2 separate regions of the Homo sapiens genome follow, and region 2 is linked to region 1. Evidence: read pairs that join two places in POLR2A ChIA-PET (ENCODE). Cell type or tissue: Panc1. All regions are shown on one strand. Links, peaks and the distances in the headings refer to the core of each region. The heading gives the core; the rest is flanking DNA.

Region 1 (5,000 bases), core at 1-5,000:
AATGGCAGGCAGGGGTTTTCATTTGCCGCATTTGTTCCGAGTAAGACGCACTCCTTGGAAAGTGGGTGACTTGCTTTCAGCTGCTAAAGCCTCAGCTTTTACAGGTGATTTATGCTCCGCTCTTCAATTAGTACCGCAGGTAATTGAAAACAATTGCACCAAATTGCTTTTATGAAGCAATTTGAATGACGAAGGCCTGAAAGGGCGAAAGTGTTCTAATTTGCTGCCACTTGGATTCGGTGCCAGCCTCTCCCACACCCCTTACTTTTCACCTTGTTCCCGTTAGCTCTTTGTTTCTCGGGTGCGTGTTTTGAATGAATTAAAGCAGTGGGTTCTCGGAGGGCAAGCTCTCAATCTGTCCTATTCCTGTGGATATTCGTCCCTGAAAACCGCTTAGCATCTTCAGCTTGGCCAAAAGGGATAAGGTAGTAGGAAGGGATACCGATAGCTCATGTGGCTTAGTCATTGCTGATTCAGGCAGATGCCCCTTATGTGTGGCCCTCCTCCCCGGTGAAAGATATTAATACCTTTACTTGTTATTTATTAGCTGTGGGAAAAAAAAATGAAAAATTTAAATACTTAAAAATAATATATATATATATACACACACACACACACACACATATACATAAATATTTATATTAGAGACACAGCGTCTTGGTATGTTGCCCAGGCTGGTCTTGAACTCCTGTGCTCAAGCAATCCTGCCTTGGGCTCCCAAAGTGCTGGGATTACAGGTGTGAGCCACCATGCCCAGCCTGAAAATACTTCTGTAAAAATTCTATTTAAAAAATGAAATTAGAAAGAGCATGGTAACACATTAGGCTTTCGGATATTCTGTGTTTTTTAAAGTATATAAGAGGTTGATTTTTTTTTTTTTTTGGAGACAGAGTCTCACTCTCGCCCAGGCGGGAGTGCAGTGGTGCAATCTTGGCTCACTGCAATCTCTGCCTCCTGGGTTCAAGTGATTCTCCTGCCTCAGCCTCCTGAGTAGCTGGGATTACAGGCATGTACCACCACATCTGGCTAATTTTTGTATTTTTAGTAGAGATGGCGTTTCACCATGTTGGCCAGGGCGGTCTTGAACTCCTGACCTCAAGTGATTTGCCTGCCTCAGTCTCCCAAAGTGCTAGGATTACAGGCGTTGAGCCACCGCGCCCGGCAAACAGTTGATTTTCTTTTGCTGGGTACTGGTGGGGAAAGGGGTATGTGCGTGCATGTGAGTGTGTGTGTGTATGTGTGTGTGACTTAGACCATAAGCTCCACAAGGAAGGGCGACATCTTTTATGTAAAAGTGTTTGTGGAGGCCGGGCGCCGTGGCTCACGCCTGTAATCCTAGCACTTTGGGAGGCTGAGGCGGGTGGATCACCTGAGCTCAGGAGTTCGAGACCAGCCTGGGCAACAGGGTGAAACCCTGTCTCCTAAAATACAAAAAAAAAAAATTAGCTGGGCGTGGCAGCATGCGCCTGTAATCTCAGCTACTCAAAAGGTTGAGGCAGGAGAATTGCTTGAACCAGGGAGGTGGAGGTTGCAGTGAGTCGAGATCGTGCCCCTTCACTCCAGCCTGGGTGACAGAGTGAGACTCTGTCTCTTTAAAAAAAAAAAAAGAAAAGAAAAGAAAAAAAAAAGTTTGTGGAAACGCTTTGTCTGAGAACTGAGTGAGTGCAGAGTCCAGTGATGAGGCTCCAGGAGTCTGGGGTGCAGCCAGAGGCAGGGAAGCACCCCCTCTTCTTAGCACAACCCACAAGTACAGGTTTCCTTTGAAGACTCATCTTGTGTGAATTCCAGTTTGCTTTCATACAAAAAAGCATTGTTTTATCCCTGAATAAAATTGATATTCCTGGAAGGTCAGCTTTGGTTATCTTGTGGATTTGAGTTGTCCCTGTCACACTTCTCTACTCCCAAGACTATCATTACCCCAGTTTGAGAAAGATGGACTGTTTCAAGTCAACTATATGTTACATAGTCTCTGTAGGCTGGCCTGGGAACCTAATGAGTATTCGTAACATTGTTTCATTAGGACAAATTTATTTTCTTGTTTCTTGTTTCTTTTTTTTTCTTGAGACAGGATCTCTCTGTTACCCAGGCTGGAGTGCAGTGGCAGGATCATAGCTCACTGCAACCTAGAGCTCCTGGGCTCAAGTGATCCTCCCACCTTGGCCTCCCAGAGTGTTGGTATTACAGGCATGAGCTGAGCCACTGTGCCTGGCATCTTTTTTCTTTTTGGTGAGCTTGTTATGAGAAATTTCTATGAGAATACACATTTAGATTCTTATTTCTTATTTCTTTTTTTTTTTTTGGAGCAGGAGGGAAACTTGAGAGCAGGGGCTGTTTTTTTTTTGTTTTTTGTTTTTTGTTTTTAGATGGAGTCTCACTCTGTCGCCCAGGCTGGATTGCCATGGCGCGATCTCAACTCACCGCAACCTTTGCCTCCTGGGTTCAAGTGATTCTCCAGCCTCAGCCTCCCAAGTAGCTGGGATTACAGGCGCCTGCCACTATGCCCAGCTAATTTTTGTGTTTTTAGTAAAGACGGGGTTTCACCATGTTGGCCAGGTTGGTCTCAAACTTATGACCTCAGGTGATCCACCCACCTCGGCCAGCCAAAGTGCTAAGATTACTGGCATGAGCCACTGTGCCTGGCCAATTTTTTTTTTTTTTTTTTTTTTTTGAGACAGAGTCTCTCTGTCGCCCAGGCTGGAGAGCAGCAGCTCAATCTCGGCTCACTGCAGCTTCTGCCTTGCGGATTCAAGTGATTCTCCTGCCTCAGCCTCCCGAGTAGCTGGGACTACAGGCAAATGCCACCACACCCACTAATTTTTGTGGTTTTAATAGAGATGGGGTTTCACCATGTTGGCCAGGCTTGTCTCAAGCTCCTGACCTCAGGTGATCCGCCTGCCTCGGCCTCCCAAAGTGCTGGGATTACAGGTGTGATCCACCATGCCTGGCCAGAGAATACACAATTAAATTCTAAATAATCAATTCACTAGCAGACTTTGGAAAGCAACTGCCAATCTGAATTTTTGTTTTGTTTTGTTTTGTTTGTTTTTTGAGACGGAGTCTCACTCTGTCACCCAGGCTGGAGTGCAGTGGTGTGATCTCGGCTCACTGCAGTCTCCGTCTCCTGGGTTCAAGCGATTCGCCTTTCTCAGCCTCCCAAGTAGCTGGGATTACAGGTGCCCACCACCATGCCCGGGTAATTTTTGTCGTTGTAGTAGAGACAGGGTTTCACTGTGTTGGCCAGTCTGGCCTCGAACTCCTGACCTCAAATGATCCACCCACCTCGGCCTCCCAAAGTCCTGGGATTATAGACATGAGCCGCCACACCTGGCCTGAGTTGTGAATTTCTTTATTTAGCTTTGAAATCTCTAGTCTCCTAGTATTGTTAACAATCAAACATTTTGAAGAAGATAGATATTCTATAGGAAATACATTCTGGAAACTTTTGGGAATCGTCTTTAAAGCCCGTGTTACAAAGCGTGTTATATGAAAAATTGCTTTTGATTTTCCCTAGCTAGAGTAATTTTCTGGAGTTGGAGGTTTGACTTAGGAGAGTCTGTGATATGCAGTGGCGGGCAGAGGATGCCCTGCCCCTCCATTGAGGGCCTTAGTGCAGAGATAGCAGAGGCCAAGCTGAAGTGGTGGAGAGGACTGAGATCGTTGTTTCCTAAACGCTTTCTCGTAAACAGATAAGTTCACTATGTAAACAGTTCATTGTGCTTATTCCTTTTACTGTACTTTAAGAAGAATGTAAATACAGACAGAGCAGCCTGGTTGTGAGGTTGAGACTAGGCCACCCTGTCCATGTGCACTTAACATTCTCCACCCAGAACGTCTGTGGACTGACCTCATTCTTTGTGGCTGCTTTTATGTCACCTCTGTCTTTTTTCTCCCCTGTGTCCTGGTCCTTGCAGGTTGCTAATTAGAAAATTATCTCTTGAAGTGGGTATTAATGTCATGACAAGCAGATATTGTCAATCACGATGAGATGACACGTGATATTTGTCTATTTAGCAGAATGTAAAGGATTAATTTGGCCAAATTATGGAGAATAATTTCTGTGTTGAATTTATCTTTTAACTTAGCAGTTGTTCAGTGAGGACTCACCATGTGTGCTGGCCAGTTTGCTAGTTATTAAGGATGCAAAGATTCCTATTTATTCCTGCTTACAAAGTACCTGTGTATTTTGTGGGGAAGTTAGAAATGGAAGAAGGGTGTAATCAGAGTAATATATTATTGAATCGAGCTTATTATCTCAAATTACCTTTCCTAGCAAAGATAAAAGGACTAGAATGAGAATTTGAGTCCAACTTGTGAGCAAGAAGCAGACTCCAGTTTAAAGGGTGTTCTTTGTGGCTGGGCTTGGTGGCTCACGCCTGTAATCCCAGCACTTTGGGAGGCAGCTGGATCATGAGGTGAGGAGTTCAAGACCAGCCTGGCCAAGATGGTGAAATCCTGTCTCTACTAAAAATACAAAAAAATTAGTGGGGCATGGTGGCGGGCGCCTGTAATCCCAGCTACACAGAAGGCTGAGGCAGAGAATTGCTTTAACCCGGGAGGCGGAGGTTGCAGTGAGCCAAGATCGTGCCACTGCCCTCCAGTCTGGGCGACAGAACGAGACTCTGTCTCAAAAAAAAAAAGAAGAAAGAAGGATGTTCTTTGTTCTACCTGGGTTATTGCGGAGGGAATGCATTAACTACTTGTTGGGAATGGGGCCTTAGGAGGTGCCTGCATATGCTTTTTCCTGTTAAGTTAGCCCTTGGAGAACATCAGGATCTTGACCTAAGTAAAGCCATCCTTTGTGGAGGTTCTCTTTGTTCTTCTATTTAATGTCTATTTAAGCAGGTGCCCTCTGTATCATGAGGCCCATTTTCTCTGCACTAGAGTTGTACACTGACCTTCTTGATTTTTCTGTGGCCTTAGCTGTGGCCAAGCAAGCCAGGTTTGGAAGGGCGCTAAGCCCCCAGCCTCCTGTCTGTGCTCTTATGCTTCGGGTACCCTTG
Region 2 (16,182 bases), core at 6,956-11,955, 470 kb after region 1:
TCACTTGAGGTCAGGAGTTCAAGATCAGCCTGACCAACATGGTGAAACCCTGTCTCTACTAAAAATACAAAATAAGCCGGGCGTGGTGGTGAGCGCCTCTAATCCCAGCTACTTAGGAGGCTGAGACGGGAGAATCACTTGAATCCCGGAGGTGGAGGTTGCAGTGAGCTGAGATCGCACCATTGCACTCCAGCCTCGGCAACAAGGGCGAAACTTCGTCTCAAAAAAAAAAAAAAAAAAAAGAGAGAGAGAGAATATAAGTATGAGTACAAAAACTAAGGTGGCGGGAGGCATGGCAGGACAGGACTTAGGAAGTTTCTTTTGCTCTTTGACCCAGTATTGATTGAAGGAGTGCAGCCGAAACTGTAACCAAACGAGGCCTGATGCTTCCAGAGTAGTATTGCAAGCAACAGTAGCAGCTTTAAAGGGAAGGTAGAGAGATTCAACTAGTTAGAGTGAAAGCTGGAGATCAAGTTATTCTCCCAGAATATGGAGGCACTAAAGTTGTTCTAGACAACAAGGATTCTTTCTTTTCTTGTCTTTGTTTTTTTGTTTGGTGTTTGTTTTTGTTTTTTTGGGTTTTTTTGAGACAGGGTCTCACTCTGTCGCCCAGGCTGGAGTGCAGTAATGAAATCTCGACTCACTGCAACCTCTGCCTCCTGGGTTCAAGCAATTCTCCTGCCTAAACCTCCTGAGTAGCTGGGAGTACAGGCATGCGCCACCACGCCCAGCTAATTTTTGTATTTTCAGTAGAAACAGGGTTTCACCACGTTGGCCAGGCTGGTCTCAAACTCCTGGGCTCAAGTGATCCACGCTCCTCGGCCTCCCAAAGTGCTGGGATAACAGGCGTGAGCCACGGTGCTCAGCTGTCTTTTTTTCATTTTTATTTTTTTAAGATTTTCTTTATATTCCTGAATTTATAAAGCAGTAATTATTATAGGAAGAAGAAACTTCCGTATCCAGCCCATATTGTCAACCAAGAGGTTAGGTGAGTTTTTGCTTTAAGGTTTTAGATGAAGAGATGCTTAGGGCGAGGTATGTGGAAAGGGTTGCAGAGCTTCCATGCCCTCTCTAGGCATGCCACCCACCAGCAACCTCCACTTACTCAGAGATCCGGAAACCAATAAGAACTATTTCTTATCTAGAGATGATGACATTCTTAGGATGTATGTGGACTGAAATTAATCGCTTATTGAAATGGCATCATATGAAACTGCCACTCCACTGCAGTTCTGAAAGTTACACCATGTAAATAATTTGTATGTCTCTTCTATAAGAAACTAATAATATCTAAACCAAAAAAGACAGAGACCAAGCAGTTTCACCTCCACAGGCCTTCTCAGAGCCTTTACAGTCGCACCTATCATGGCTCAGTCAACAGCGTTTCCTGGATGTGGCGGGAAAGGAAACAGAGCAGCTCGTGGTGAATCCTGGGTACCCAGTGGGGCTGGGGGTGCTTGGATGCCATCTGTACTGGTGGGCCTCTGAGGGCTGCTGGGGTCTCTCCAGGTTTCCCCAGACAGAATCTGGAATGCGGGCCTGCATCAGTCTCTTTGGGTCCCCTCTGCAAGCCTCTGCCCACCTGGGGTGTCCTTCCTCTGCACTGACCCCCACCCAACCCTCCCCGGCAGCCTGAGCCTCCCTCACTCTCTTGAGCTCCAGTGGCATTGACTGAGCTTGGGTTGGGTGGTTACTGGTGCCCCTCATCATGATTTCATTATGGTATTTGGATGTTTTTCTGCATGACTAGGGGGGTATTCTGTCCTCCCAGCTGACTTGCAAGGTCCCTGGAGGCGAGGCTGGTTGTGGGGACTTCCCCTGGGTCTCATGTAGCACTGGGCGCAGCCTGGACACACTGCAGACACACCACAAGCATTTCACTGGGAAACCCACCCCCACGACCCCCTTCAAGCTGCCCTCTGCTCCTGGAGGCTGCCTCCCTCCCTTCACCCAAGTCAAGACACCCAGCTTCCCCAAACTTTCCCAGGGTCCCGCCCCCAAATTCCTGCTTGCCTCCTCCTCCTCCCTCATGAAGAACACCTGCCATCCCTTCCTCCAAGAAGTCCTCCATGATTCTCAATCCAGGCGGAAGTCATCCCCTTCTCGGGCAATGCTAGAAAAAGCTGCTTCCCCACCCCCCACGCCTCCACCACCACTACACACGCACCTGTGCCAGGCCCAAAAGCTTGGGGAAAAATGTGACAAACGGAGAGGGCTCTGGCCTGTTTTTCCGGAGCATCCTGAATCCAGGTGACCTCTTGGGACTTGCTCACTGCTGCCAACTCACCCAGGGTCTGAATCATTTTCTCTTCTTGGGTTTCAGTTTGCCTGTCTCTCCAATAGGAACAGGAGACAAGAAAACCCTCCTTCCCTGTTGTTGAAGGTGTCGCTGTCTTTGTGTCCACTGCTGGGGCAGCCGCATGGAGCGGGGTTTGCTTGGAGTCCACTCATATTAGCGCGTTTCCAGGACACCATGGCCCTGTGTGAGGTGCTCATGTTTGTGGGTATGAGGCCTTGAGGACCTGACCCTGAGACCTGTGAATCCTGGCGAGTGTGTGTGTGTGTGTGTGTGTGTGTGTCTGTCTGTCTGTCTTTGGGCATATGTACCCATGACTCTCGAATGGCTCAGAGCTCCCTCCTTCCCCCTCAGGTCCCGAGGGAGTTCGGCAGGCCTGGCCGTAGGGCAGGAGTCCCAGGCAGACTGGGGCCAGCTCAGCCCAGGATACAGCCTCTCCCTGCCCTTCCGCATCCCCAGCCCAGCTGCAGAATTCAGACTAAGTGAGGGAGGACTCATGTTCCCTGGGGTGAGCCACACCAGCCACATCCTCTAACGGGGTGACCAGGAGTCCCAGGGGTCAGAGGGCCCCCTCAAGGGCTGTCAGACCCCAGGGCCCTGGACCTGCTGTAGGAAAGCCCCATAAGGCCCTCCCTGCCCTCCCACAGCAGGCACAGCGGGGAACACCTCACACCCTGCCCAGAGGGACCTGGCCTTGACTCACAGCCACAAGCAAATGGAGTGAGGATCCCCTGGCGCCCCGGCTCCCCGCCCCCACCCTTGGGGCTGCTCTTCCCGCAAAATCAATCATCCTGCCACTGTTTGCGGGAAGTGGGGGCCGGCAGGAGGCCTCGCAGGGCCCTGGCTCCCTTGCAGGGTGACAGCTCTTGAGTGCTGCCCCGGCTCACTGGTGATGCTGGGGGCCTGGCAAAGCACTACCGAGAGAATCCCATCCTGACCTCTGGACCCCTTCCCAGCTGGCCAACCAGGCCCAGGGCTGAGAGGGCGGGGTGGTGGGAGTTACCCCGGGGCTACTGCCAAGGGTGCAGCAGACAGGGCCTTGGAGACAGAGGAGCCCCCCAGAGGCCAGGGTGGAAGGAAGTAGCAGGAGGGCGTGTGGAAGTAGCTTGAGCTGTGTTAAGTGTCTCTTCCATCTCTTCCACAGGATGTATGACCTGATTCATTCATTCGTGGGTTCAGGGGGAGGTGACCAAAGACTTCACAGTCCTCCAGGAGCTGGAATGTTATGATGCAGGGGTCTTGACTGGCGGTGGGGGTGGGCCAGGGTGATGAGCAAGGGTCCCAAAGACTTCCTCCCTCAATTGGCCTCGGCTGCCTGGATTCCACCATAGAGAGCCATTGCCTGACCCCAGGGAGGCGGCCCTCCCGCTCTCCTTCTGTCCACATGAACATGCCCCATGGCTGGGGAACAGACCAGGAGCTGCCAGGTCTCTGGTACCCTCTGCTGCCACCATGACTCTTCGTAAAAACAATAATTGAAGCCTCACACTCAAAGAAGGCTTTAGGACATAGAAAATACCCTGTAGGGGGCCGGGCGCGGTGGCTCATACCTGTAATCCCAGCACTTTGGGAGGCTGAGGGGGCGGATCACTTGAGGTCAGGACTTTGAGATGAGACTTGCCAACATGGTGAAACCCTGTCTCTACTAAAAATACAAAAATTAGCCATGCGCGATGGCACACGCCTGTAATCACAGCTACTCAGGAGGCTGAGGTAGGAGAATCCCCTGAATCCGGGAGGCAGAGGTTGCAGTGAACTGAGATCGCATCACTGCACTCCGGTCTGGGTGACAAGAGCAAGACTGTCTCAAAGAGAGAGAGAGAGAAAGGGAGGAAGGGAGGGAGGAAGGAAGAAAGGAAGGAAGGAAGGAAGGGTCCTGTGGGGGGTCAGTGGGGGAGCAGATGTAATGATTTTCACCCCATTTTGCAGATGAGGAAACTGAGTCTTGGAGAAGTCGGGCTGCCTGAATGAATGAGCAAATGGCAACACGTTGGGGCAGTTAGAGCGCAGGGAGGAGGAGGAGGAAGAGGAGGCGCTGGGTGTGTGATGGGGATGTGGGGGTGCTGAAGTTGGGGGCAGGAGAACATCTCCCAGTTGATGTGTTCTCGTGGGAAGAGCACTGCACTGGGAGTCCTGCGGCCTGGTAGAGCCCTGGCTCCTGTACTGACACGTTGAGCAAGCCCTGCCTCTTCCCTGGGCCTCCACCTCCCCCTCTGTAAAATGGAGTTAATAGCCCTGCCCTGCCCCGTGGGGATGTTGCAGGGAGCAAACCAGTGCTACTGGATGGGAAAGGGCTTTGGAAACCGCAGGGAACTGCCAGCGCACCAGAGTCATCTGCCCACGTCTGCCTCCCGGCCTCGCAGTCCTGGGGGAGGCAGCCCAGCTGGATCTCGGGGTCTAGAGCGTGGACCTTTGCCCAACTTTGGAGTTCCAGAGCCTAACCTCTCTGGGCTCCACTGGGCTCAGCAGCCTCCCCTCCAGGCTGTGAGCTCAGGGGACCTGGAGAGGCAGCCCGAGATCCACCCAGAGCCTCCTCCACCTTCCCCAGTACCTGGGACGGGGGTGTGTGTGGCGGGGATGGCAGGCCGGGCTGCCAATGTGAGTATTAGCTGGCATGAAATAATTTGATGGTGGTGATAAAGGCTGGGCTGCCCGGGGCCCCAGAGCCCCACCCAGCTCCCCCCGCCCACAATTCCGCCCCCTGCCAATAACATCGAGGCTGAGCTGTCTGGGTTCCGGCTCACCATTCTCAGGTGATGAAATCCCGGCTCAATCAGGCTGGCTAGCGCTGCAGTTACCAAATCGCTATAATTGAGATTAATTTGGGGGCTGATTGGGTCAGCCCTTGCAGGCACCCATTAATTAGTAGGGGAGGCTCAAAGCCCCAACAGCTGGGCCCTGCACCCAGTGGAGCCTGAGGCCACTGTGGAGGGGGGCACTGAGAGATGCCCAGGTAGGTGTGTGTTCCAGAGGAGGGGGCAAGCTGGACAGAGCCTCACCCACCCCATGCCACTCCCGCCTCCTACCCAGTCCTAAGCTCGCTCCCACGCGCAGGAGGGGAGGGGACAGCAGAGCCTTTGACTCAGGCCCAGAGGCAGCTCTGGGTCTCTAAGGGTTAAAGGGCTCATTACAAGGGTGGGGAGAGGTGGAGAGGGTGCTCAGGGCTCCTTGGACTTCAAACAGCTCTTGCAAAACTTCTAGATGAGTTAAGTGCAAATGAATTTGAAACAGACAATGAAGTTCCCTTTAGAGACACCTGGGCAGAAAAATGAAGGGAAAAGCGCCTTAGGGAGAGCTCGTTTGTGGATTTTTTTTTCCTGAACCCAAAACACACAGGGAAAAACAAACCCACCCGTCTACTCGTCTACTCCGGGTGCCAGAGGCGGGCAGGCACGCCCTGACTCAGTGCTGGGCTGGCAGCAAGTTGGGCACACACGTGAGGCCCGGGCACACGCTGGGGAGTGGGGGGCAGCGGCACAGACGTGTGTGCAGAGCCGGAAGTTCCGGGCACACAAGTGTGGAAGTGGCACTGGTCCTGGAAAGGAGCGGAGCCCCTAGGCATGGGAGGATGAGGCGGCAGGGAGAGGGCATACGTGTGTGGGTAGCTGGAAGGAGGCCAGATGAGGGTGAGGGGGCAGGGCCCATTTGGGGTGAGGGGCAGAGCTCAGGCCCCGCCCCCCAGGGGCCCTGGCACCCTGGTCACGTGAGTGCTCCTGACCCCGGGGTGGGGCCCTCCCAATTGCCAGGTGGGTGAGGTGTCAGAGTGGGGGCCTCTGGGCCTGCCTGTCCCTCCCCACTCACCCGACTTGCTCCGGTTAATTGCCCGGTGCTTTGTTTTTTCCCTGTGAATCTCACAGAGGGACAAAAGCAAGTTCTGAGTCACCAGGAACCGCCTCCCGCTTCTGCCCACGCTGGAGCCTGGTCCCCACCCCACTCCGAGAACCCAAGGACCCCGAGGTGGTGGGGTCTGGCCCAGGTTGACTTGTGGGAGCCCTGGACCCTGCCGGGTCTGTGAGGTGTCCCCACCGCTGACCAGCACCCCTGGGGCCCAGGCATGTGGCTTCCCTGGGGGCCCTGATGGAGCAGCCTCCTCCCTGTGGCGCATTTGCAATTCATGGCTCCAGCCGAGATTGCATTAGGGCCTGGCTGTCACTCGTGATGAATGTCGCTTGTTTTCCAGAAAAAAACAGGCCCTGGATCCAGAGTGACAGGGCTTCAGGAGGCACCGGCCCTCCCTTCCGTGCCTGAGGACCGGGGCATGGCGGGTGTCCCCAGTGGTCTGTCAGCAGCCTCAGAACCTGACTCCTTCGGGGGCTCTTGAGGATCCCAAATAGGAGCTCTCCCCCAATTCCAGCTCCCCAGGCCTGTCTTCCCATCCCTCAGGTTCTCCCAACAGCCCTGTGGGAGGAATGCTGCTAGAGCAGCTCCACTGGACAGATGAGCAAATTGAGGCCTGCAGGAAAAGGGAAGGTAGGCGCAAGTGCGTGGGCTGGAGGGGAACTGGAGAGGGGTCCAGGGATCTAAAAGCTCAGAGAGGTTCCTGAGGGGGAAGTCTGGGAGACAATCTTAGGGGAAGTGGATTGCAGGGGTGGGAGGTGAAGAGACTCCTTGCAGGCTCTGGCTCTCCCTACTACATCCTGTCTGTGGGGCTGGGCGGCTACCCCGGGACCCAGGACTGCCGTCTGCCCACACCTTGCCCAAGCTCTGCACTCTCTCTTCCTGGCAACTCTTTCTGTCCAGAAGACGGGGGTCCCACAGGTCTCAGGCTCTGGGCTGTGCCTTCTGGCAGCCAGTAGCTTCCATGAAGGCAAAGGAAATGCATTCCTTCCCATCCCAACTCTAATCAGGCCCACAACCGGGCTGGGGGGACGGGGATCTGGGGTGCGGGAATTACCTGGAGGTCTCAGCTGGGCTCCCTCCCACCTGTCCCTCCCCCTTCTCAAAGAGCTCGCGTTCCCCAGGACTTTGGGAACACAGAAGCCCAGATAGGCCTCCACTGTGGCTCAAGGGCTCACAGTGGCTCCCACTTTCCCAAATTTTACTCTGTTTCATCTCTGTTCCTGCCCTCACCATCTGGGAACCACAGCCTTGAAGAGTGGCAGACAGAAGAAAAGAATTCTATCCATGAGTGTCTTGTCAGGCCCATTCCCGGGAAAAAGAACTATGTTCACCGTGCCCCTTCACCTCCGAGATTGAAACAATTTAGGCAGGAGATGAAATGGGTCATGTGAATCCTCTTATCACAGGTGAGGAAACTGAGGCCGGGGGTTCAGAGCAAGAGACAGAGGTTCTGTCCTCTGTTGAAAGTAGTGGCTTTTTGTTTTGTTTTGTTTTTTGTTTTTTTGTTGTTGTTTGTTTGTTTTTCTGAGACGGGATCTCACTCTGTCACCCAGGCTGGAGTGCAGTAGCGTGATCTCGGTTCACTGCAACCTCTGCCTCCCAGGTTCAAGCAATCTTCCCGCCTCAGCCTCCCAAATAGCTGGGATTACAAGCGTGAGCCACCACACCTGGCTAATTTTTGCATTTTTAATAGAGACAGGGTTTTGCTATGTTGGCCAGGCTGGTCTCAAACTCCTGGCCTCAAGTGATCCTCCCACCTCAGCCTCCCAAAGTGCTGGGATTACAGGCATGAGCCACCGCCCCCAGCCGAAAATAGTGTTTTGTTCACTGGTGTATCTCTGTGCCTAGAACAGGGTCTGGTATGGAGTAGGCATTTGCTGAATGAGCGAATGAATGAGTAGTGGCCTTAGCAGGACACAGGAAGCTCTGGGCTGCTGGGGAGGCTGAGCCATGAAGTCTGGCACTCGGGCCCTTCATGCCCCCTCAACTGCCTCCCCCTTGGTCTGGGGATAGGCAACCTGCTGCCTGCTGACACAGTCCCATGGGTGTCCCTGTTGCAAAGCCAGCTGATGGGATGGGGGCCTCGCTTTCCCCCAGTCAGAGTCCAGGTTCCAAGGTGCCCAAAGCTCCACAGCCCCAAACCCACCCAAAGGGACCAAGGCAGTGCAGGCCAGAAGGAAAAAAATACAAAACACCCTTCACTGGAGGTCTGGAGCCTGAGGCTGGGCCCAGATGGGCCACTGTAATCACAGCTCCTTGTGTGCCAGCACCGTGCTAGGCGGGCACTCATTGTGTCATTTCCTCCCCGTGACAGTGTGCTAAGCCGGGTGCTGTCTTCTGCTCATTATACACCTGACCACATCCCTGGAATGGCTGGGCCCCTACTGCTGTCCTTGCGCATGAAACAGCTGGGGAGCCAGCCCCTCTGGTGGCCCTCCCCTCCCCAGGTAGAGCCCCTGTCCTGTCCCGGCATTTTTGCCCAATGTGGAAAGCCTTGCCCAGAAGGCCAGGCGTCAGCTCCTGCCAGCTGCCTGCCCCATTTGTTCCAGGGCGGCCCCAGGGGCATCCTCACAGTCGTCCAACACTCAGGTTTTCCTTGGCAGCAGGGCTAGAGGAACAGCTCTGCATCCATGTCAGTGACCCCACTCCCTCTGCCGCAGCCCCAGTCCCCAGTGTCTGGAGGCCAAACGGTTTTCCAGAAGCCAACCCTGCTGAGTCCCTGACCCTTCCCTGTATGGGCAGATGTTGGTCCCATCTCCTACGATGTGAACAGCTGAACTGCACTCTGGAGCAGGCCAGAAGCCAAGGCTCAGAGGCAACATTGTCCCCACCTCCAACTGCACCTTCCAAGCGAGGCATGGAGCCAGGCAAAGAGAACACTGGCTCTAGAATGAGCTGGGTTCAAATCCCAACACTGTCCCCTCGTAGCTGTGTGACCTTGGACAAATGGCTTCCCCACTTTGAGCCTCAGCTTTCTCATCTGTAAAATGGGCATGGCCGTGTCTCACATCACACAGCGGCTATGGGGCTCCCGGGAGCTACATGCAGGCATTGGATTCTACACACTTGGTGTGTGGGCACCATCCCTCCAGGCCCTGGTCCCCATCCACCCCTGTCATCTGTGCCTGCTGCTGTGCCACTTCTACCACCGTCTATCAGAGCCAGCTGTGCCTGCCGCCATCGGGGCACCATGCCCAGCCCCATATACCCCGGGGGCCCTGCCACGCCCTGTCCTCCCTGCAGCCCACACCATCCAGCCTGCCTCAGGCTCCCAGATGAGAAGACTCCCGCAGCACCCCCAGGTCCCAAGGGCACCCTCTTTATCTTCACCCACGGGGGCCTTCTGCACCCCCAGGGACTCCTCACCAAGATCTGGGACCCAGGGGCCATGCCGGAAGCCCCTCTGCTCCCAGAGGGCAGCCCCCGCCCCTCCGCTACTCTGCCCGGCTGGTACCACATCCTGCCGCAGCCCTGCGTCTATTTCATCAGGCCAAGGATTGCTTTTTAAATAAATCTAAAAAACTCCACTTCCTCCTTGGCAAGTTCATTTTAAGTCATTTTATCTCTTTCCCCCCTATATTTTTCCCAAATAATGTGATTAAGTGACTCAGCGCCGGCTGCCTCTGGCAGGCCTGGTCTCTAATTCAGTTTGAGGACGGCCACCTTTGACCCCACTCCACTCTGGCTAAGAGAACACTTAAGCAATATTCTGCCGCTTCCTACAGAGGGAGGCCGGGTGGGGGGGCCCTCAAGGGGTGGGGGCGGCGGGGGGCGGGGGGAAGCGAAACAAACTTTCACATAAAATTATGGTATATGGATAATTGAGAAGTTTAAAAACATGAATCTAATTGTACAGTCCCCGGAGAAACCCATATCGAGCCACCCTATAAGAGGCCTGGAATCTCCCGATGATGATTTATTGCTAAATCCTAGTATTTTTCAATACATTATAGTTTTTAAATTGTGTTTAAATTGAGTGTAGAGGAGCAGAGGCCATTAGGAGATGCAGAAATGATGATTATATTTAAATATTCATGCACGCAGTACCTTATTATTGAATCTGAACACTAACAAAATCAATATTAAGTGCGGTTTGACATGAATTTATTTATGAATTTCGACTTTCTAAGTACTGTATTTTTTCACTCAAAAATTGTGAGTATAATGTAGTAATGATATCAAAACACGGTGTCAGGGAGCATTAGCTGGGGAGGTTATAAACCTCTGGATTAGGGGGCCCAAGATTGCCCTCAAAAGTGCTTAGTATACAAAACCCAATTCTTTTTTTTTTTTTTTTCCCTGTTTCCGAATCGTGCAGATCCACATACACTCCGGAGAGGGCGGGCGGGAGGATGGGGAGAGGAAGCAGGGCTGAGCTGTAGTAGCAGGCACGGCCACAGGCACTCAGCTCCGTGGAGGCTGGGGTGCAGGGGAACCAGGGTTCTCCACCAGCCCCTCCCCTGAGTTCTATGCCCCAGAAGCAGCCCCTCTGGCCAGGGGGTCCCTGAGGATCTGGGGTTCAGACTCCCTCGAGGGACACACTGTGGGGGTGGGGAGAGCCTGGGGGTGTCTTTACATCCCAGACTGGATTCTGGAGGCAGGGTGAAAGCTGGAGGCGTCTGGCCCCAGGAAACCAAGGCAGAAGGAGGTGGGAACAAAGGCTTTGCCCCCAGATTCTGGGTCCTGGCACCAAGTGGGTGCCCAGGGCAGAAAGCTTGGGCCACCGCTTCCTGCTCAACCCTCCTGCCCCGATGCTGGCAATGATGTTGGTGACGATGAGGAGGGCATCTTTCCTTCCTCTCCCTGAGCCCACTGGGGTGGGAGGAAGGGGCCTGGTCCTCTCCATCCAAAGCTTCTCCTTCATAGTATGGCCTGGAACTCTTCCCCCACCTGCTGCCCCTGTGCCACCGCTGCCCAGGAGGCCACCAACAGCTTCAGGGTTTCCCTCCCTCCCTCCCCTCCAGAGAATCGATGTCTGTGTGCTGGCAGGGGCAGCCCCCAAGCTCGGCATAGCCACAGCCTGCGGTGGCCTCTGTGCCCCAGGAACCACCCTGCTGTGCCCAGTTCACATACACCAGGATCCACAGAGCCCCGTGTAGACAGATAGAATGACACACTCATAGACAGAGCATGGAAATGAATTAGAGGCCAGCTAGAAGGAGACTCCACTCTTCAGATGGAAAGTAATTCCTTGATAATGCAGGCTTTCTGGAAACAGGTAAACTACATTCCCCAACGGGAAAGAACTGGACATCACTGCTGGTCCCTGACTTAGGCAGATGACTCCCAGCCCACCCCACACTGTGACACAAACCTGACTCTGACCATCAGTGGCCCCAGGACACTCTAGATAGACTCATAGCCCTGCATCCATAAATCCACACCCACTGCCCAGTACTCACCACACCCTGCTTCTAGGGCACCCACCAGCACCTTAGCACACAGGCTCACACCCCAACACCCACCACTCTCCCATTCTCCCACAGAAACAGTCACACTGGTAGGTGTTGCCGAGCACACAAGCTAGCACACACACACAGAACCGCAATCACCTTTACACAGTCCCACACACCTCAACAACTTCTACACGGGCAGACCCTGACATGCATGCAGACACCCCAACACGTGGACACTCTGACATACACACAGGCACAGCCAACATTCACATGGCACCCCGACATAAACACGAACGCCCTCACTGACATATGGCTACCCCAACATACACACGGGCACGCCCCCACTTCCCAACACCCGGCTCAAGTGCTTAGCACGTCCACACTCGCCCGCAGCAGGCTGGGGCCAGGTGAGCCTGGCCCTCCAGCAGCAGGAAGATGCAGCCAGGGTCGGGGGTCAAACAGCACTTAGAAGGTTTGATTCAGAATATTCATCAGTCTTTGGGGGGGAAAAGAAGAAGCCCACACATGGGGGAGGACGAGGAAAAAACCCAACCCCGACCCTAAACTCTTTTCCAGTAAATCGATGTATTTTGCTATAATTTTATTAGGAATATAAAAGGAGCGTTTTCAAAAGTGCTTAGGACGCAAAAAAAAGAGGCGGGCGATGGAAACATTAGTCTGTCTGTATTAGCAATCCCATAGTCACATTTTATTGTTACTGTCAGGATGCAAAAGCTGTGCTTAAAACAAAATAATACATAATGTATTACTGAGGCATAAACATCAGTGAGCCGCGAGCGGCCGGTGTTTTTATTTTAAAAAGAAGATGCAGAAAAAAAAAAGTGGAGGGATAGAGAGTGGGGGGAGGGTGCGGGCAGCCTCCAGGGATCAGTCAAGCTGGGACCCCAGACCCAGAGGACTGGGGAGGCCAGAGAAGTGATGGAGGCTGACCCGTAGGGATGATTTCAACCATAGAAGAAATAATGTCACCCCTGTATCAGTCCCCGAAAGTAGCCCCAGGCTCAGGGTCCTCCTACCTGCCAGCTCTGCCTTTGGCGCCTTAGGGTTTATAAAACTCTGGCCCCATGTCATGCCCCGACCTCGAGTCTCACCACGTGCCAGGGAAGAAGGCTGTGCGGCTCTTCTTGTCCCTGTTTTGTAGGAAAAGACACTGAGGCTCAGAGAGGGGCAGTTGTAGACTTCAGGTTGTGTTGTCAGTGAGCCGTGTATCCAGCACTCGAATCGGGGCAGAGTACTAGAGTCCCCGTTGTGTGCATTTTCTACTGTTCTGAGCTACCCAGGTGCTTGACAGTCTCCAGGCAGGGCCCTTAGGCCCTCGGGCCCCTGAGGTGGTCTCTTTGCACCACCCTTGCCCCCTGTCGACCATTCTCCAACATCAACAAATGTAATCTTCCAAAATGCAGACCTTGTTTCTCCCATGCTGACACCTCTAAGCCCCGTTCCCTCCTACCTAGGAGACAATTGTGGCCCTGCAGGATTCTCCTCGGTCTGGCCCTGCCTCGGGCTTGCCTCCTCCCCCATCCTCTGTGCTTGCTCACTCAGTGGGAGACCCACTGACCTTCCTACTCTTTGAGCCCACTAAGCTCATGCCTGCCTTAGGGCCAGGGCTCCTGCTGACCCCTCTGCCTAGAAAATCATTTCTGGCCCTTCATAGCAAATACTACCTCCTCCGAGAAATCCTTCCGGATCACCTAATCTAAACAAATCCTCCATCACTTTTTTCTGGCCTTTGACAGCTAATACCATCTCCTCCGAGAAGTCCTCCTGGATCACTCAATCCAAACAGACCCTCCATCACTTTTTGTTTTCTCTGATCTCTCTGGTTTTCTTTTACTGGGAATATCAGGAATTTCAACAGCAGAATGTCTAGTGCCCGTTTTCCCCAAACTAAAGAGTAACCCCCGAGAAAGCATGGGCCTCACTGGTCCTGTTCACTGTGGTATCCCCAGCACCTGGCACAGGCACAGTCCGTGTGTTCCAGGGAAGGATGGATAGGGCCGGGCACAGTGGCTCACGCCTGTAATCCCAGCATTTGGGAGGCTGAGGCAGGCGGATCACTTGAGGTCAGGAGTTCGAGACCAGCCTGGCCAACATGGTGAAACTTCATCTCCACAGAAATAGAAAAATTAGCCAAGTGTGGTGGTGCGTGCCTGTAATCCCAGCTACCTGGGAGGCTGAGGCAAGAGACTCGCTTGAACTCAGGAAGCGGAGGTTGCAGTGAGCTGAAATCATGCCACTGCACTCCAGCAATAGAGAGACTCCGTCTCAAAAAAAAAAAAAAAAAAAAAAAAAGGATGGATGGGGGACCACATTGCCACTTGGCTGTCATAGTGGGCAGGTGGGCCTGACCCATGGAAGTCTGCACACTCCAAGATGGGGCCTGCCCATCTCAGCAGCGTCTCGGCCAAGCACTTCCTAGAACATCAGGGATGACCTCTCCCCCAACCCGTGCCTGCCCCCCAAGCTTCTCCCAGCTGCCCTCTAGTACTCTCTGGGGGGAGTCCCCTCCACTCCCTGACCCTCTGTCCCCTCTCCTTCCTTCATTTCCTGACCCATCGGGCAGCTGCCGGGGAATCCAGGGACAGCTGGGACTTGTCCATCCTCCCTGCCCACTACACTCCTCCAATCACCTGCCCCCTCTGAGGCTCCACAGAACCTCAAGCCAGCTCCTGAGGGCCATGGTTCACTCAGGGGCCACTGATCCTTCTGGGAGGGCTTTCAGGAAGCAGAACTGAAGAAGGGAACCAGGCAGACCCAGGTTTGAGGCCGACTCTGCTTCTTAGTAGCAGTGTGACTTTGGACACAAGGCTTTCACTTCCCAGCGCCTCAGTTTCCTCATCTGTGAAATGGGGACAAGATGGTATTCACCTCGTTGGCCTCTGTGAGGCTTGCAAGGACATGTCAGGGATGTATGACCACCCTTTAGCACAGCTCTCTTAGGGGCTGCCACGCCATTCAAGGAAGGGGACATGGGGACAGGAGGTCCAGTCGGAGCCTGAATGTAGGGACCGGCCTCTCCACCCCCAGCCCTGAGCCCTTCTGGGGCAACTTCCTGCCGTCTCAGGGCACTTGGCGCCACCTAGTGACGGGCGGGGGCACCAGAGGGCCTGGTAGGGGCAGGGTGGGGTGAGCTGGGGGCCCTGGGGCAGGATGGAAACCAGAGAGGGTGAGACTTGGCAAAGGAGCAGGTGTCAGCGGCTTCTCTGGGCCCTGTTTGGGGCCAGTGTGCGCCAAGAGGTCACAGCCCCCTCCCAGCCTGGAGGCCATCCTGGGAGAGCAGAACAGGACAGTGGGGGAGGCGTTGGGGGAAGGGCCACAGGGGTTGCTTCCAGAACACCTGGGCCAGCTCGGGAGTCCCCAGCAAGCCCCGCCAGCAGCAGCTCAGACACCAGCATCCCACCCAGAGAGGGAGACTGAGAGCTGGGCGGGAAGGAGTGGGGGTGGTACCTGCAGCCCCCAAGGGACTCAGCCTCCTGCCCGTTACACCAGCCCCTGCTCGGGACCGGGACGCAGGAAGCCCTGTGTGCTGAGGCTGCATGACCCTGTTCATTCATCCACGGAGTCCCTCCCTTCTACACACATTTGTGAGTCCTCACTGTGCCACAGGACACTGGGGACAGAGAGAACAGGACAAACGCCCACCTCTGTAGGGCTGACATTGTGTGTGACAGTGGGGAGAGGCGAGGAGGGGGCAGAATAGCAAATACTGAAAGTTCAGTCTGTTTAAAGAGCACCAACGGTTAAGGTGCCAAGGGACACCAAGCAGGGGGCAGGCGAGGAGGGAGGGTTAGAGTGGGTGACAAGGGCTAACCCCACCACCACAGCATAACCTGGTGGTTAAGGTCTTGGGCTTTGAGCTGCCAAGCTGCCTGTCTGTAATCTAGCTTTGTGACTTTGGGTGAGCTGTTTAATCTCTCTGTGGCTGTTTCACAATTCCTAAAGTGAAGAATAAGAGCTACTCTCCACTGGGCTTGTCCCCAGGGCTGAATGAGGCCCAGAGCACAGGGAGGACCTGCGGCTTTTAGACTGGCTTCAGCTCCAGGACCCTCTGCTTTGTGGAGTGAAGGCCAGGGCTGCTTCTAAGCCCCTGCCCAACCTTCTTCATCACACACACACTCACATGCACACGCACATTCTCACACACATGCACACACACATTCTCTCACACACACACAATCAGGCACACACACATGCACACCTGTGTGCACACACACTCAGAGCAGAGGAACACAGGGGGGCCGGGGCCCTCTGCGTATCCAGGGAGCAATGCCCAGGCAGTCTCAGGAATCAGGGCTGAGCCTGGACAGATGCGCAGGGGCCGCGTGTTGTCCTTCCTAGGGAGCCATCTGTGTATTGTCACACGTGGTGAGCGTGCAGACGTGAGCCTGTGAACATGACTGTGTGTGTGGCTGCAGGGCTGGGGGCTGCCCATGTGACCACATGCACTCTCATAGGGTCCAGGTTGCCAGGAGCGGGGCTGTGCTCTGTGCCTGCATGTGGGGGTACAGGGTCCTGAGTGGGACTGTAGTGACCACTGATTGGGGACATCATTGCAGAGGAAATGTCACTCAGCCACTCCTCTTGGCCTGTCCCTGGCCCGCCAGAGCTGAGAGTGAGAGGAATTTCCAG

The links. Peaks named below come from ENCODE experiments on the same cell type or tissue, not always from the same donor. Only the 100,000 strongest peaks of a DNase experiment are listed, where the experiment ranks them.
Region 2: POLR2A ChIA-PET joins it to region 1 with 9 read pairs; 4 of 35 experiments call an interaction of 5 or more read pairs at or near these places.

What each region holds. Positions count from the first base shown.
Region 1 is chr1:10,435,115-10,440,114 of GRCh38, forward strand. All of the region lies in intron 3 of CENPS-CORT (CENPS-CORT readthrough), which reads left to right. The region is part of intron 3 of CENPS (centromere protein S); the gene reads left to right. Among named protein-coding and RNA genes, the nearest start is that of CENPS-CORT, 7.2 kb to the left of the region's middle. In Panc1, for the core only: no CTCF peak of the experiment used is centred there; no DNase peak of the experiment used is centred there; H3K27ac peaks cover 302 bases.
Region 2 is chr1:10,895,469-10,911,650 of GRCh38, forward strand. It overlaps the pseudogene HSPE1P24. Among named protein-coding and RNA genes, the nearest start is that of CIROZ, 79 kb to the right of the region's middle. RefSeq lists enhancers at 9,604-10,619, 13,515-14,246, 14,409-15,401 and a silencer at 14,618-14,877. In Panc1, for the core only: no CTCF peak of the experiment used is centred there; no DNase peak of the experiment used is centred there.